Linked DNA regions of Homo sapiens: region 1 is linked to region 2. A link is a contact called in ENCODE Hi-C or POLR2A ChIA-PET data. All regions are on one chromosome and are shown on one strand. The core of a region is the stretch at or near the end of the contact, and the rest is flanking DNA. Distances in the headings are between cores, read along the strand shown. Region 1 overlaps SCUBE1 (signal peptide, CUB domain and EGF like domain containing 1). Region 2 overlaps BIK (BCL2 interacting killer).

Region 1 (6,880 bases), core at 1,609-4,108, 97 kb before region 2:
GCCCTGCTCGTCTCCAGAAAAGACGTGAGGTGGCTCCCAACCCAGAAACAGAAGGCTAATGGAGACACAATGGAAAGTCGAGCAGCAAGGAGTCTCCCATTTCCTGTGGGTCGGTGCTGTGCTGCGCCTGCGCCCAGGGACTGTGTGTCCACAGATGTGCCTTGAGTGACTGAGAGTGACAGGCCGTGCCCACCCACCACTCCCTCAAACTCCTCCCCCAACTTTGTCTCCCTGTGGCCACGCAGACATCGACGAGTGCTCCTTCGAGCGGACCTGTGACCACATCTGCATCAACTCCCCGGGCAGCTTCCAGTGCCTGTGTCACCGCGGCTACATCCTCTACGGGACAACCCACTGCGGAGGTCTGCAGCCTGCCCGCCAGGGCCACCTCCCCCCCGAGGCACGCGCCTGGCCGCACGGCCACCTACACTGCACCCCGCATCCCAACCCTGCCCTCAACCCTGGGGGGCCTGAGGCCTCAGCAAGGATGGGGACTCCTGGGCAGAGGGGCTCAGCCAAGGACAAGTGAGGCAGGGCTGGGGAGACAAGGGGTAGCAGGGAACGGTTAGAGGTGGGTAGCAGGTCTCTGCCAGTGCCAGGCCTTGGCCAGATGGGCACGGGGCTGGAAACCCCATTTACTAGAGAACTCGGGCCAGGAGCGGGGGCACCAATACATGGAAATTCCAGACAGCTCGTTCCAGGGAGGCTCACAGCAGAGAGGGGCAGAGTAGAGGGGCAATTCGGGATCCTCAAGGGGGAGTGTTTGGCTGGGGGTAGGGAGGCACTCCAGAGGGATCCGCATGAGAAAGCAGTGGACAGAAGGACCGAGAGGCAGCCACAGGACTGGAGCCCACAGGAGGGAGCTCAGAGGAAGATGCGGATAGGGGGCGCCATCCCACCATGCAGGCTGCGTGAGCCCGCAGGGGAGTTGAGGGTTTATTCCCAGTCAGATGAGAAGCCTGTGGAGGGTTTAAGCAGGGGTGTGATATGGTCAAGTTCATGGAACTAGATGCCCCAGTGACCACATGGAAAGGAGAGTGGAATCCAGGGTACCACTGGGAAGACAGCTCCAGGCATGGGAGCATGCACTGCTGGAGCCGGGGCAGGGTGGGCAGCGACGGAACAAAGAGGAAGATTCTAGATGTATTTAGGAGTCAGAGCCAGGCTGCTGGGACTTGGTGTTATATGGGCATGGTGGGTGAAGATTAGGAAGCCAAGGACGGTCCCCCTCTCTCTTCCTTTTCTGTGACCTGGGGGTAGCCACACTCACGATGCCAGGCCACTTGAAGATCAGACAGGGTCAGGCAAGAATGTGATCAGGACATAGCTGGTGCTTGGGCTTCTGGAGGCGGGCTACAGATTCTTCTGGAAAGACTCTCGAAAACTTGGGCACCCCTTCCCTGGGCCTGCCGAGTGCAGGCAGCTCAAGAACTAACAGAATGTGGGGCCCAGCCCCTTCCCCCAGCTTCAGCGGGTGCTTTTGGTCAGAGGAGGAAAGGCCTTAGCGGTGACCTCTTTCACCCTGGTGTCTGTTGTACCACAGGGGACCCGGGGCTAGAAAAGGGCTTGTCCAGAGTCCCACGGTAAAATCAGTTTCACAATCCCTGGAGCAGTGCTCATTCCCTGCGCCACAAAACCTGGTTGGGTTGGAACTTTAATCGTGTGCTACCTCCTCTGCCCCCTAGCCTGGGGTGCAGCTGCTTGAGTTCAGAAAACCACCCAGGTTCCTGGGGGAAGGGACGCTGGGGTCTGTGAGGAGCCTTATAAACCCACGCGTGTGTGTGCGTGTGGCGTGTGCACTGCTCATCTGCATCCCGTGATGCTGTCCGACTCGGTGGGGTCAGGAGATTCTTGCCCTCTTGCCCTGGGTGGTCCCTTCCCCTGCCAGCCGCCAGCCGCCAGCCTCCCCTCTGCCCTTACGCCCGCTGTGCTTCCAGATGTGGACGAGTGCAGCATGAGCAACGGGAGCTGTGACCAGGGCTGCGTCAACACCAAGGGCAGCTACGAGTGCGTCTGTCCCCCGGGGAGGCGGCTCCACTGGAACGGGAAGGATTGCGTGGGTAGGTGGCCGCCCTGTGCTGCTGGCCCCTCCCCTGCACCTGGGCTTGGATGGGAGGGACAGTGGCTTTTCTGAGGTGGGGGTGAGCAGGACAGCCCCTCCCTTTCCTCTAGGCCTTGCATTCCCAGGCAGAGGTTCTCTGCTGTTGGGGTATGGCTGATGGGAATGAGGACTTGCAGAAAAGGAGGGGGTCCCAGGCAGAGCATGCCAGTGTCAGCCAGAGGCACTGCAACAGGGACCTGAAGTGGGGAGGAGGGCACAGAGGAGATCTGCAGGTCCATGTGCAGCCCAGCCGTGGGGCACAGGGACCCTGCTGATGTCTCCATAGAGCTGGAAGCTTAGAGGGAGTGGGTGTGGAGGCCTCTCCTCTGGTAGCTTCCCCTTGTCTTGCTGAGGAGGCTGAGGGGGAGGAGGAGGGTCACTCGGGGTGCAGCAGCCTCAGTGGGGCACAGTTGCAGGGGATGTGGCAGTGCCTCCTGGAAAGCCCATGGTCCCTGCCCCCTCTGCAGGCATGCTCGCAGCACTGGGTGCCCCTAGGCTGAGTTCTGGACGGGCCCCTGCGTTCCCTGGTTCCCTGTACATGGGACCCTGTCTGGGTGCTGGGGCTGTGGGCCTGCCCTCCTGGAACCTCCACGCCGGGTCCTTGCCCCGCCACACTCTGACATCCCCAGGGCAGCCTAAGTGAGCCTTTTAAATGTAAGTTAGAACATCCCTCTGGGCTCAGAACCCCGCCCCCACCCCCACCCTCCGCCCCTTCCAACCCCGGTAACTCCTCCTTTGACTCTGAATCAAAGCCACAGCGCTTGGAATGGCCCGAAGGCTGCCGCCAGCTGACAGGATTGCCCTCTGCTGTCTCCCTCGCTTCACGCCAGCCTCACTGACTTCGCAGGGCCTCCACCAGCCCTCAGCCCGAGGCTGTGCGCTTCTCTTGGCCTGGAGGGCCCCCCCACACCAGCACTCCTCACTCCTCCCTTGCTGTGAGGGTCTGTGAGTGAGGCCTGCCCCATCACCCACCCAGAGCCGCAGCCTTGGCCACTTCCGCACCCATCTGGGCCCCCTGTGCTTCCAGCTTGCTTTCCCTCCCATCACACTCCCAGCCACCAGAAGTAATGTGCACTTTACAGGTTCGTGTTGGTGTATGTCTGTCTGTCTGTCCATCTCTCTCTCCTCACTAGAATGTAAGCTTTACACAGTTAAACAGGTCTTCTTGGCCTGTCCCATTTACTGCTAGAGCCCCAGCACCTGGAACAGACCCTGACAATCACAGACACAGAGTAAATATTTGTCAGTGAACACATTAACGAATACAAACCATCATTTAATATCTGAAATCCAAAGGCTGAGTTTATCACGTACTTGTGGAAGGACTTGCTGTGCTTTTCAGGCAAAGTCTCACTGAACAAAGTCAACTGCTGCTCTTCTGCTGAGTTTTGGGAAAGAGCTTGTTTGGGGTTGTACGGGTGGCGGAGGCAGCATGAGGGGATCTCCGTCTTACAAGCATAGGAAGGATATGGTACCTTCAGATTCTTTGCAGGAAAGCGTTGTTCATTGAGGGTGTTAGGGGGTCATTGCTCTGTGGTGAGCAGGTTTACGCAAACCTGCCTCCAAAGGGCAAGAAACTGAGTGGCAGAAGAAAGAGGCTGACACATTTAGTTTCTCAGAAAGAAACATTTGGCCGGGCACGGTGACTCACGCCTGTAATCCCAGCACTTTGAGAGGCTGAGGTGGGCAGATCACCAGATCACCTAATTTTTGTATTTTTAATAGAGACGAGGTTTCACCATGTTGGTCAGGCTGGTCTCGACCTCCTGACCTTGTGATCCACCCACCTCAGCCTCCCAAAGTGCCGGGATTGCAGGCGTGAGCCACCGAGCCCGGCCGCTTCTACTGCTCTTTACCATCTGTTGCTTTTGAACTTTTTCTTCCATCCAAGATCCTAACACTTAGGTGAACTCATTGTGATACAGATCTGATCATCCGGGACAATAACTATCCAGCGATATCCTGAATTCTTAAGCAAATGTTTGTCTGTCTCCTGGAGTTTAGGAAAATTTCCTTCAGCACTCAGCATAGCTCTAGACGTGGCTTTACATCCAGCATTAGAGATCTGATTTCTGGCTTTCCTGGGATAAACCCTAAGGGAGGAGTTGCTTGTGTAGGAGATGGAGGGGCAGGAGTGGGGGGGTGATGCGATAAGTGGCTGGTGAAGATGGAGCTGGGCAGAGAGAGTGGCAAGTGGATTTCGGAAGGTTTGAGTGGGAGGAAACTGAGGCCAAGGTATACCAGTGGCAGAAGCTATTAAATGATGAAATTTTGTCTCCTAACATTTTAGAGCTCCTCTTAAATATATTAATGTATTAGTTTTGATGTGTCAGAAGTTCCCACAATGACCAACGTTATTCTAAGCTGGTGGTGGTAGTTGTCGCTGTTTAGGTTTTGTGGTGAGTAGGGGGCAGTTTGCCATTTACCAGGACAAGCACAAGTTAGGATAATAGTCTAAATTCATAAGGCTGCAGGAGTTCAGCCAGGGAAGTTGCAGCCTTGGCATAACCAGCCCATGATCATCACTTTCATCAGTCAAAAGTGTGTGCTTAGCATGACGTTCCGGTTCCCCCAACCAGACACAGGCTGGAAAGGGCCGTGCAGTCAGTGACCTGACAGCTGTGACCCCAGAATATGGAGAAAACAAAGGGGCCTCCTTTCACGTGTTGGCAGAACAGGAGCGCCCTGAGGAAGATTTTAGAAGGGACCCAAGGAAAGCCCTGCCTAGTTGCCTACAGGAATTGGCCCCTAGTATCATAGACCTCTGACCATTGATCCTGGGGGCCAGCTTGGATTGAGTTGGAAGCATGCAGGGCCTGTGTCGCCATCTGGTCCCCAAGGAGCACCCTGTTATCTATCCATCAAACACAAGACAAGTCAGAGCACAACAAAACTCATGGGATAAACCTTTATCTAATAGTCAAGCAAAAGCAAAGTGCCCAGCAGCAGAACACACAGGTAAATGTGTGTCTCCGAACACAAGGTCTTGCTCCCCAGCCAGAGGCCCACTTGCTAACAAAGCAGTCAGCACGAGAGAGCAGCAAAGCAAGTGAGAGCTCAGAGTGTTGTCACACGGTGCCCTCGCAGAAAGCAATCAGCAGGACAGACAAAATGTGGGCCCCGGGGGTTGACCAAGGACACCTGTGGCCCACGGCACCCAAAGGACACTGGGAAGCAAGGGTTTCTAAAACAATCTTGGAGGAACCTCCAGAATTACCAAAGGATGAGATCAGCCACCGCTCAGTATCTGAAACCAGAAAGCTGAGCTGTCGCTTAAGTAAGGGGGAGCTGTGTTGGTCAGGCAGGCTCAGGGAGCAAAGCAAACTGCTGATCTTCCCTGGGGATTTGGGGCAAAGCTTATTCCAGGCAGGTTGGGATTAGGTTGATGGGAGTCTAGAAGCATGGCCTGTGTGGGTTACAGAAGGGAGGTGACTTGACTGAACCTGGAAGCCTGGTTACACTGGAGTAACTCCACATTGATGACTGACCAGAGTGCGAGGCTGTCACTCATGAGGTGGCTTTCAGAGGCGTGCCACATAAGCCGGTTGTCACCGACCAATTAGCCATCTGTAAAATCAGTTCTGGTATTTACCATGGCTGTAGAACCGTCCGTCTTTTCCTAGGAGTCCGGGGGACTTTTTCATCCTCTAAAGATAAGTAAGCAAGTGAGAAATTCTGGAGGGCTGTTTCTCCAGACACCTGATGGCTGTAGCAGAGGCTGCCCCAAAGAGGTGCTTCCGAGCGATCCCCCCCACGGCCCCTCCCAGGAAGCCAGTGTTCATTTAGCGCCGTTCCTTTCCCCAGTGGGAATGGACGCCTGCCCTGGAGAGCTCAGCCCTGCCCTCAGGGAGTTTCTGATCTGGGGATGGGGACATGAACCTTCTCACAGCCAGGATTAGAGCCTGAAGGGGAGGAGGGACTAAGCCAGCTGTCTGGGCCCAGCATCCCCACACGCCCAAGGGACCTGCGATCTCCAGGCGCCTTCCCACCAAGCCAGCCCAGCCATGGAAGAAGGGAGTTGGGGGAGTCCCCATTAGGCCATACCCAGGACCCTCCTGGCTCCAGGAAGCCTCCGCCCTGGCCTCTCTCAGCCCTCTCTCGTATCTCCCTTCATAGAGACAGGCAAGTGTCTTTCTCGCGCCAAGACCTCCCCCCGGGCCCAGCTGTCCTGCAGCAAGGCAGGCGGTGTGGAGAGCTGCTTCCTTTCCTGCCCGGCTCACACACTCTTCGTGCCAGGTAACCCGGGCCGTCCCTGAGATGGGATGCTGTGGCAGGGGGGTCTTCCTCCCTGGGGTCCCACCATTGCTCCCAGCTGTCCTCCAGGAAAGAGTCTGACCTAGGAATGAGGGTCTCTGATAACTGAGTGACCCTAAGGCAGCTGTCTGGTTTTCTGTGGGCCTCGCTGTCCTTCTCAGTAAACCCAGTGGGCTCCTTCCTCCTGGCCACTTCCCTGTGGTTGTGTAGCAGAAACTGGCAGAAGAATCTGTCCTGATCTTCGTCTCACTCCACAATCCCTCTGAGGCCCCAAGAATCTGAGGGCCGTGGGAGGGAGGAGCACCAGGCCCACCTCACCCACCGGCTTCTCTGCAGACTCGGAAAATAGCTACGTCCTGAGCTGCGGAGTTCCAGGGCCGCAGGGCAAGGCGCTGCAGAAACGCAACGGCACCAGCTCTGGCCTCGGGCCCAGCTGCTCAGGTAACCCCCCCGGCCTGTCCATGCTGCATGCCACTGGGTGACTTGACTGCATCCAGCAACATGCTGGCGGGGGAGGAAAGGGCA
Region 2 (7,078 bases), core at 2,590-5,089:
TCCTACAGCGCCGTGGATGTGCTGCAGACCCTCGAACATGTGGACCTGGACCCTCAGGAGCCCCCGAGATGACTGCAGGGGGCTCAAATGCGATGACCCCCTCTGTCCTCCTGAGGAGAGGCTGTAGGCTGTGCCTGTCGCCCCCTACCTTCCTAATGGCTCCTCCTCTGAGGAGTGAAAGGGATTTGTTTGCAACGTGCTTTGAAGGCCACATAAAAAGCCCTAAAAATGAGTATTTCTTTACATGACCCAGTCCATTTCTCCCCCTTGGAAAAACGTTTGGACGTTGGGAAGAATGATGCCACAGGGCTGGTGTGTGGGGAAGCTAGAATCCTGGCCCCGCCTCTGCCAGCCCTGCACCATAGGCAGGTGTGCCATCTCAGCGGGAAGGGGAGGACTGGCTGCTGCAGCCTGTCCTGCTCTGTGAGTGCTGAGAACATGCTGGTGTGGCCTCAATTTCAGCCAGTGCCAGGGGAGCCCCTCCACCACCCCCAGCCTGCCCCCCAGGGCTCCTTTGTCACAAATCTGAAAGGTTTTAGAACCCAGTTGGCCTTGGCAGTTTTGTTCACCTCCTCACTTGACAGCTGGGAGACAGAGGCCCACATTTATGGACATACCCAAGAGATATGTATTGCCTGCTGTGTGCTAGAGAGTGAGTGCGCTCTGTTCTGGTAGAAAGGTCCTTGAGTGAGGTGCGGGGTGTGGGGAGTGCCAGGTAGGGAGGGCGACTGAGGCCCTGGTCCTAGGGGTGGAACCATGGAGGAACACCCTGGTCACCCACTGGGACTGCGGGTCTGCGGGGCGCCAGAGGGAGCACAGCACATACCTGCCTCGGAGCTGACCCCTGGCTCCATGCCCCGTCCTCAGAGCAGCTCCTGCGCCAATATTAAGTATGAGACATTCCAAGCTGCTTGGGTGGTTGTTCATTATACAGAGATAGTGGGAAAATATTATTGGGAATGAACTCTCTGATTGTCTTAAAATGTTACCATTGTGTAGACACGTCAAGTCCTGGATAGGGTTCCTCATTTTCACATTTTTAGTTCTCTGGTGTTTCTCAGCAGGGCCCAGCTGGCCTTTGGGCAGAACCCTCCTTCCTTATATGGGAATGTCCCACTCTTGGGCAGCTGCCCTGGTGCCGGGCCATTACACACCAGCAGCACTTCCAGGCATTGTGACCCCAGACACCCTGCATGTCTCGAAGCCCTGGCTGAAAACACAAAAGCCGATGCGATGTGATTCCCACTGCAGCCTGCATGCGCGTCCCTGGGAGTGCGACAGTTCTTTGGAAAGAACTATGTCTTAAATCTGTATTGCACAGAGAACTTGATTATTTTAAGTACTGAGCATGTTTGAAGCTCCTTCCCTGAAAGCTTCAAGCAATGGCAGCCTCAGGAGACCCAGGCTCTCCACGTCCAGGTTCTCTTGCAGCGCTGCAGGAAGGATGGCCACGTTCAGCTCTGAGGAACAAAATCCCAAATAAGGGAGGGGTCTGCCTCTCCAGGAGGACAGCAGTAAGGGACAGCAGGCCTTACCACTTGCTCTCTCTGCACTACCCTTGTCCTCATGGCCTGGGGCAAGATCCAAGCCCATGAAGGGGTAAGAGAAATCAGCTGGGCATGGCAGTGCGCACCTGTAATCCCAGCTACTTGAGAGGCTGAGGCAGGAGAATCGCTTGAACCTGGGAGGCGGAGGTTGCAGTGAGCTGAGATCACACCACTGCACTCCAGCCTGGGTGACAGAGCGAGACTCCATTGTGAAAAAAAAGTGTTCTCCATGGAACAACATTCTGTCCAGATCAGGGCTCAGCCTGTCTTTGCTGAGCACATCCTGGCCTGGCCTGATGCCTTTACATTTCACTCACAAGCCCGCCCACCTCTGGCCAACAAGAGTGGTCTCCAGCCAAGCACGGTGGCTCACACATGCAATTGCAGCACTTTGGGAGGCTGAGGCGGGTGGATTACCTGAAGTCAGGAGTTCAAGACCAGCCTGGCCAACATGGTGAAACTACATCTCTACTAAAAATACAAAAATTGGCCAGGCATGGTGGCTCAGGCCTGCAACCCCAGCACTTTGGGAGGCCGAGGTGGGCGGATCACCTGAGGCCAGGAGTCAAGACCAGCCTGGCCAACATGGCGAAACCCACCTCTACTAAACATACAAAATTAGCCAGGCTTGGTGGCACATGCCTGTGATCCCAGCTACTCAGGAGGCTGAGGCAGGAGAATCACTTGAACCAGGAGGTGGAGGTTGCAGTGATCCAAGATCAAGCCACTGGACTCCAACCTGGGCAACCATCACAAAACTCCCATCTCAAAATAAAAATACAAACATTAGCTGGGCGTGATGGTGCATGCCTGTAGTCTCAGCTACTCGGAAGGCTGTCAGGAGAATCGCTTGAACCCACGAGGCAGAGGTTGCAGTGAGCCGAGATCGCGCCAGTGCACTCCAGCCCGGCCGACTCCATCTCAAAAACAAAAAACAAAAACAAACAAAAAAAAAACGGTGTGTGAAGTCAGGCCTCAAAGCTGCAAAGGGCTGTGTGCAGTGGTGTGTGTGCCTGCAGACCCAGCTATTTGGGAGGCTGAGGTGGGAGGACTGCTTGAGCCCAGGAGTTGGTGGCCGACCTGGGCAACACAGGAAAGCCAAGTCTCTTAATTAAAAAAAAAAAAAAAAAAAAAAAAAAAAAAAAAAAAAGGCTGCAAAGGGCCAGACCTTGGGGAGAGAAGACATAAGGAGGCAGGAAAGCCTATTGGAGGTCCCCTTTGGTTTGGAGGCCAGGATGGAGGGAGGAGTGAGCAGGATGCAGGGTCTGCCCAGCCAGCCTGGGAGGTATGAACAGCTGCATCTCCCAGCTCTGGGGATGAGGGGGGTTGGGGGCTGGAGAATGGTGGCCGGCCCAGCCCAGCTTTGACATTTGGGGTGGAGGGCAGACACAGAGCCGATGTCCTGGGAGGGAGGCCTGGTGGGGTCTACAAATGGCACGAGGCAAGGCCCAGGGCAGGTACCAAGCCTACAAAGGTACAAAGCAGGGTCCTGGCCCTCCTGCCCCTGGTGCCCCTTGTCCTGCTCCCCAATCCCCACCACACCTCTCCCTGTGAGCGGAGCCACGGCTGCATCCCTGTGGTGAGGAGTCTGTGCAGGGAGAGGCAGGCATCCCCTAAAGAGGAACTGAAAGCCCAAAGGAAATAACCCCCAACAGTGGATTTTAGGCCACAGACCGGGACAAGGGAGAAGGCAAACCGTCGGGCCAAACCAAGGCAGCATTTGCGGTCCCCTTTTGCAGGGAAGGATCTGATTAGGAGCACACAGGCCCTGCCCTCCCCACCAACACAGTGTGCCTCCCTGGGGCGAGAGGAAGCCCGTGCTGGTGCTGCCAACCCCCCAGAGAGGACCAGAGACTGCTGGAAACCAACATTTTATTGAGCACTCCTGCTCCTCGGAATCTATTCCAGTAGATTCTTTGCCGAGGGCATCACATATCACACAGGGGTGTGACCAGCACTCCCCCTGCTACCTGCCGTGTGGGCAGGGGCAGGAGTGAATGGCTCTTCCTGGGCACAGGCCACAGTTAACCGGTGACAATTGCAGAGCCATAGGAATTCATCTTTTAGAAAAAACGAAAACTGGAATAAAAAAAAAACAAAAAACCTGAGTATAAAACCTCAGCAGTGTTCCAGCACTATCTCGGGGTTTAAATATAAAAAGGCATCATGAGAAAACAGTTAAAAAGATAACAGCAGCAGGCCGCCACCTCCAGGGCAGTGGTCATGGGGGTGGGGCCAGCCCCGCCCTGAGCCGCCGGGGCCTCACTTGAGCAGCAGGTGCAGGCCCCCGCTGAGCAGCGGCAGCAGCAGCGCCAGCAGCAGCAGCAGCGCCAGCAGCACCTGTTCGCAGGACACCTGTGGGAGCAAAGCAGAGGAGTCAGGCTCGGGGCAGGCCCCGGCAATGGGGCCAGACGGGTGACAGCGGAGTGCCAAGGGGAAGCCCAGGAGGGTGGGGACTGGGAAGGAGCTCGAGGGGACCAGAGAAGGAAGGAGTTCAGGAGAGGGGGAAAGTGGCCCTGAGGACGTGGCCAGAGAGGCCAGCGTGGCCTGGGCCTGCCAGTCTGCGGGACACAGGCAAAGACACCCGGTGGGCACAGGTGAGGGCAGTCAGCTGCCCTTGTGGTGGGCGGTGCCGAGTGGACACCATGGGACCAGGCTACCAGGAAGGCTGCTCAGGGAGGCCCCTGCCCTGGCCAGGAGACGGGAGTCCTGCCTGCCAGGTGAAGGCTCTCGGACCAGAGGGAGACCCAGGACCATGCACTGGTTTGTGCACTCAGAACCAGGCATCTCAAACCCAAAAGCCCATGGGATCAGGCAGATGTGGACACAGGTGACACAGATGATGATACGGAGTGGTGGGGACTGTGGCGCCCCAAGGAGCGGCTCTGACAGCCCCCACTGGCCGCAGCGCAAGTCAGGGTCAGGGATCTCAAGGCTCTTACCCAGGACCCGGGGTTCGGGGATCTCCAGAACCTCATTATGTTCTCCTTAAGTGTGGTGAAACCGTCCATGAAACTTCTAAGAACATCCCTGATGTCCTCAGTCTGGTCGTAGATGAAAGCCAGACCCAGGCTATAGACAAAGAGGATGGGGGGACAAAGCCATTACTGCAGGAGCAGGTAGGGGCAGCCTGTACTTAGATGACACCATCACAGCTGTGGGGAGCAGGGGCCTGTGCCCTCCCACCCCACAGCCACCCGGGGCCCTTTCCGTGGGCGCCTCCACCTGCAGGGGCCGCGTGGTATGGACTGTTTGTGGTCAAATTCATTCCAACTTCCTGCTTCCTCCGCCAGCCAGCCGCCCGCCAGCCCACCGGGTGTTTGGCCCTGTCTTCCAGAGCTGGCCACGTGGAAAATAAACCCCCATTCTACAGGGCCCTCACAAGCCACTGCCCACTCTATTCCCCCACCGGAGACTCGCTGAGAGGCCCAGCCCCCAGGATCTAGGATCCGAGCTCACGTAGCACCCCCTCTTAAGACCACGGTGGAAATGTACCATCTGGGCTCAATGAGGACGGCGAGAGAGAAAAGGGCCCTGGGCTCTGCTTTGTTGCCCAGGAATGCCAGGGACAGGTGGCAGGGGGCGAGTGCCAGGAGCTGGGGGCTCCCAGGAGAGGTGCGGGAAGCAGCCAAGGGTTTCAGTATAGCCCCAGTGTCAAGGCACATCCCCCACAGAGCTTCCTCAGGGCCCAGCCCTGTGCTGTGTTCAGGGCCTCCACCCACCGCCCAGGGCCCCTCCCCAGGTGTAGAGGCATAGGGCATAGGCCGGCTACCTGTGCATGGCCACCTCGGAGAGCTGGGCCAGGCGCGGGGCCCTGAGGCTCACGTCCATCTCGTCCCCGATGCAGGCCAGCCGCAGGGCCAATGCGTCACTGCAGGGAGCACACACAGGAGTCGGGTGTGGCTGTGCCGTGGAGGCCACATGCACCTGGACCCACCCAGCCAACGGATTGTGTGCAGCTGGGAGTGGCCCAGAGGATAAGAGATGGTGTCAGATTTGGGGCAGGCAGTGAGTGGGCCTCCCTGTATCCCTCCTCCGGCTCCCACTTGGATTCAGAGATACCCATGAGGTCCCATCCGTGGGTGGCCCCAGAGGTGCAAGCTATTTCAAAAAGAATCCTGGGGCAGGCCCACCTGTGGGCTTTGGTGGAAATGGTGGACAAGGGGAACAGGCAGGTCTGGGGGTGCTGAGCCCCCGGATGGCTGAGGCTGACCAAGGGGAATGGACAGGTCTGGTGGTGCTGAGTCCCCCGGATGGCTGAGCCCCCTTGAGCCCCCTTCCCACAGGGGTTGCAGCTTACCTTCCTTTGTGGGAGGTGAGGGGGCTCTAAGACCTGTGTCCTGGTCCCAATCCTGAAACCAGCCCTGCTGGCACCACCCCTCTCCAAATGGGGGGACTAAGAAGCCCCTAGTAGGCCCCCCACTAAACCACATCCTTGATCCTACACCCCACCCGCATTCACTCCCACACAAAGACTAAGACACTCCCCACCCTCCCAGCTTGCTGGTCTGGGCCTCTACCAGGGACCTGTGTGCATTCCATCCCAGTGACTACACCGGGGGAACTCCCAGGGAAGTGGGACTCCTAGGGGCCCTGAGCTGAGGCCGGCCCTGGGCCCTGGCCCCACCCACCTGACCTGCCAATGCCCTGGGCCTACACTCCCTACTTGGAGGGGATGCGGGTGGGAGGGGTACAGGTGTGGGCTGGCAATCAGGGTTGGGGGCTGTGGTCCTACCTTCTGTTACCCTGGGAAACCTCAGGAAAATACTGCCCCAGGCTTCATGTCCTCCAACCTTGTCCATTAATGGACAGGTGCCTCCAGTTCTAAAATCCTTAATGACTAAAAATCCTGAGGCTGAAAAAAAAAATCCTGAGCAGAAAAGAATCCTGTGGAACATGGAGCTGGTCCCTGGCCTGTGGGAGGTGCCACATCAGAGACAGGATTCCCCAGCAGAAAGCAACAGCCCAGGTCAGGCCTGACCATTCTCTTCCAGGCTCAGGGTAGAAACTACTGAGGTCAGCTGCTCCTGGGCCTTCACGTTCCTCATCTGTACCAGGGGAAGAATGAAAGTGCCAGTCCTGGCCGGGTGTGGTGGCTCACGCCTGTAATCCCAGCACTTTTTGGGAGGCCGAGGCAGGCAGATCACGAGGTCAGGAGATCGAGACCATCCTGGCTAACATGATGAAACCCTGTCTCTACTGAAAATACAAAAAATTAGCCAGGTGTGGTGGCAGGCGCCTGTAGTCCCAGCTACTCAGGAGGCTGAGGCAGGAGAATGGCGTAAACCAGGGAGGTGGAGCTTGTGGTGAGCAGAGATCATGCCACTGTACTCCAGCCTGGGCGACACAGCGAGACTCCGTCTCAAAAAAAAAAAAAAAGCCGGGCATGCTGGTGCACGCCTGCACTCCCAGCTACTCAGGAGGCTGAGGCAGGAAAATCACTTGAACCCGGGAGGTGGAGGTTGCAGTGAGCCAAGATCATGCCACTGCACTCCAGCCTGGGTGACAGAGACTCTGTCTCAAAAAAAAAA

Evidence for each region. Hi-C counts contacts between places; a loop is a spot of excess contacts on that map. ChIA-PET counts read pairs that join two places held with the same protein, here RNA polymerase II (POLR2A). Pooled maps may share reads with other maps.
Region 1: POLR2A ChIA-PET joins it to region 2 with 11 read pairs in WTC11. The contact joins two enhancer-like sites. A Hi-C loop is called at or near these places in 2 of 50 pooled maps. POLR2A ChIA-PET finds 5 or more read pairs at or near these places in 4 of 52 experiments (PC-9, WTC11 and activated CD8-positive, alpha-beta memory T cell).

The regions. Positions count from the first base shown.
Region 1 is chr22:43,222,554-43,229,433 of GRCh38, reverse strand. It overlaps SCUBE1 (signal peptide, CUB domain and EGF like domain containing 1), which reads left to right. Exons shown (of 22, transcript NM_173050.5): 9 at 246-362; 10 at 1,938-2,060; 11 at 6,218-6,337; 12 at 6,692-6,796. Among named protein-coding and RNA genes, the nearest start is that of SCUBE1-AS2, 13 kb to the right of the region's middle. RefSeq lists enhancers at 2,436-3,001, 3,002-3,568 and a silencer at 4,189-4,354. Within about 2 kb of position 2,858, at least 3 of the 41 ENCODE cell types and tissues checked have a DNase peak (open chromatin) inside an H3K27ac peak, as active enhancers do.
Region 2 is chr22:43,126,037-43,133,114 of GRCh38, reverse strand. BIK (BCL2 interacting killer) reads right to left here. Exons shown (of 5, transcript NM_001197.5): 3 at 5,320-5,418; 4 at 4,490-4,619; 5 at 3,403-3,902. The coding sequence ends at 3,810. MCAT (malonyl-CoA-acyl carrier protein transacylase) reads left to right here. Exons shown (of 4, transcript NM_173467.5): 4 at 1-906. The coding sequence ends at 72. Among named protein-coding and RNA genes, the nearest start is that of MCAT, 14 kb to the left of the region's middle. RefSeq lists enhancers at 4,018-4,067, 3,668-4,545. Within about 2 kb of position 3,839, at least 7 of the 41 ENCODE cell types and tissues checked have a DNase peak (open chromatin) inside an H3K27ac peak, as active enhancers do.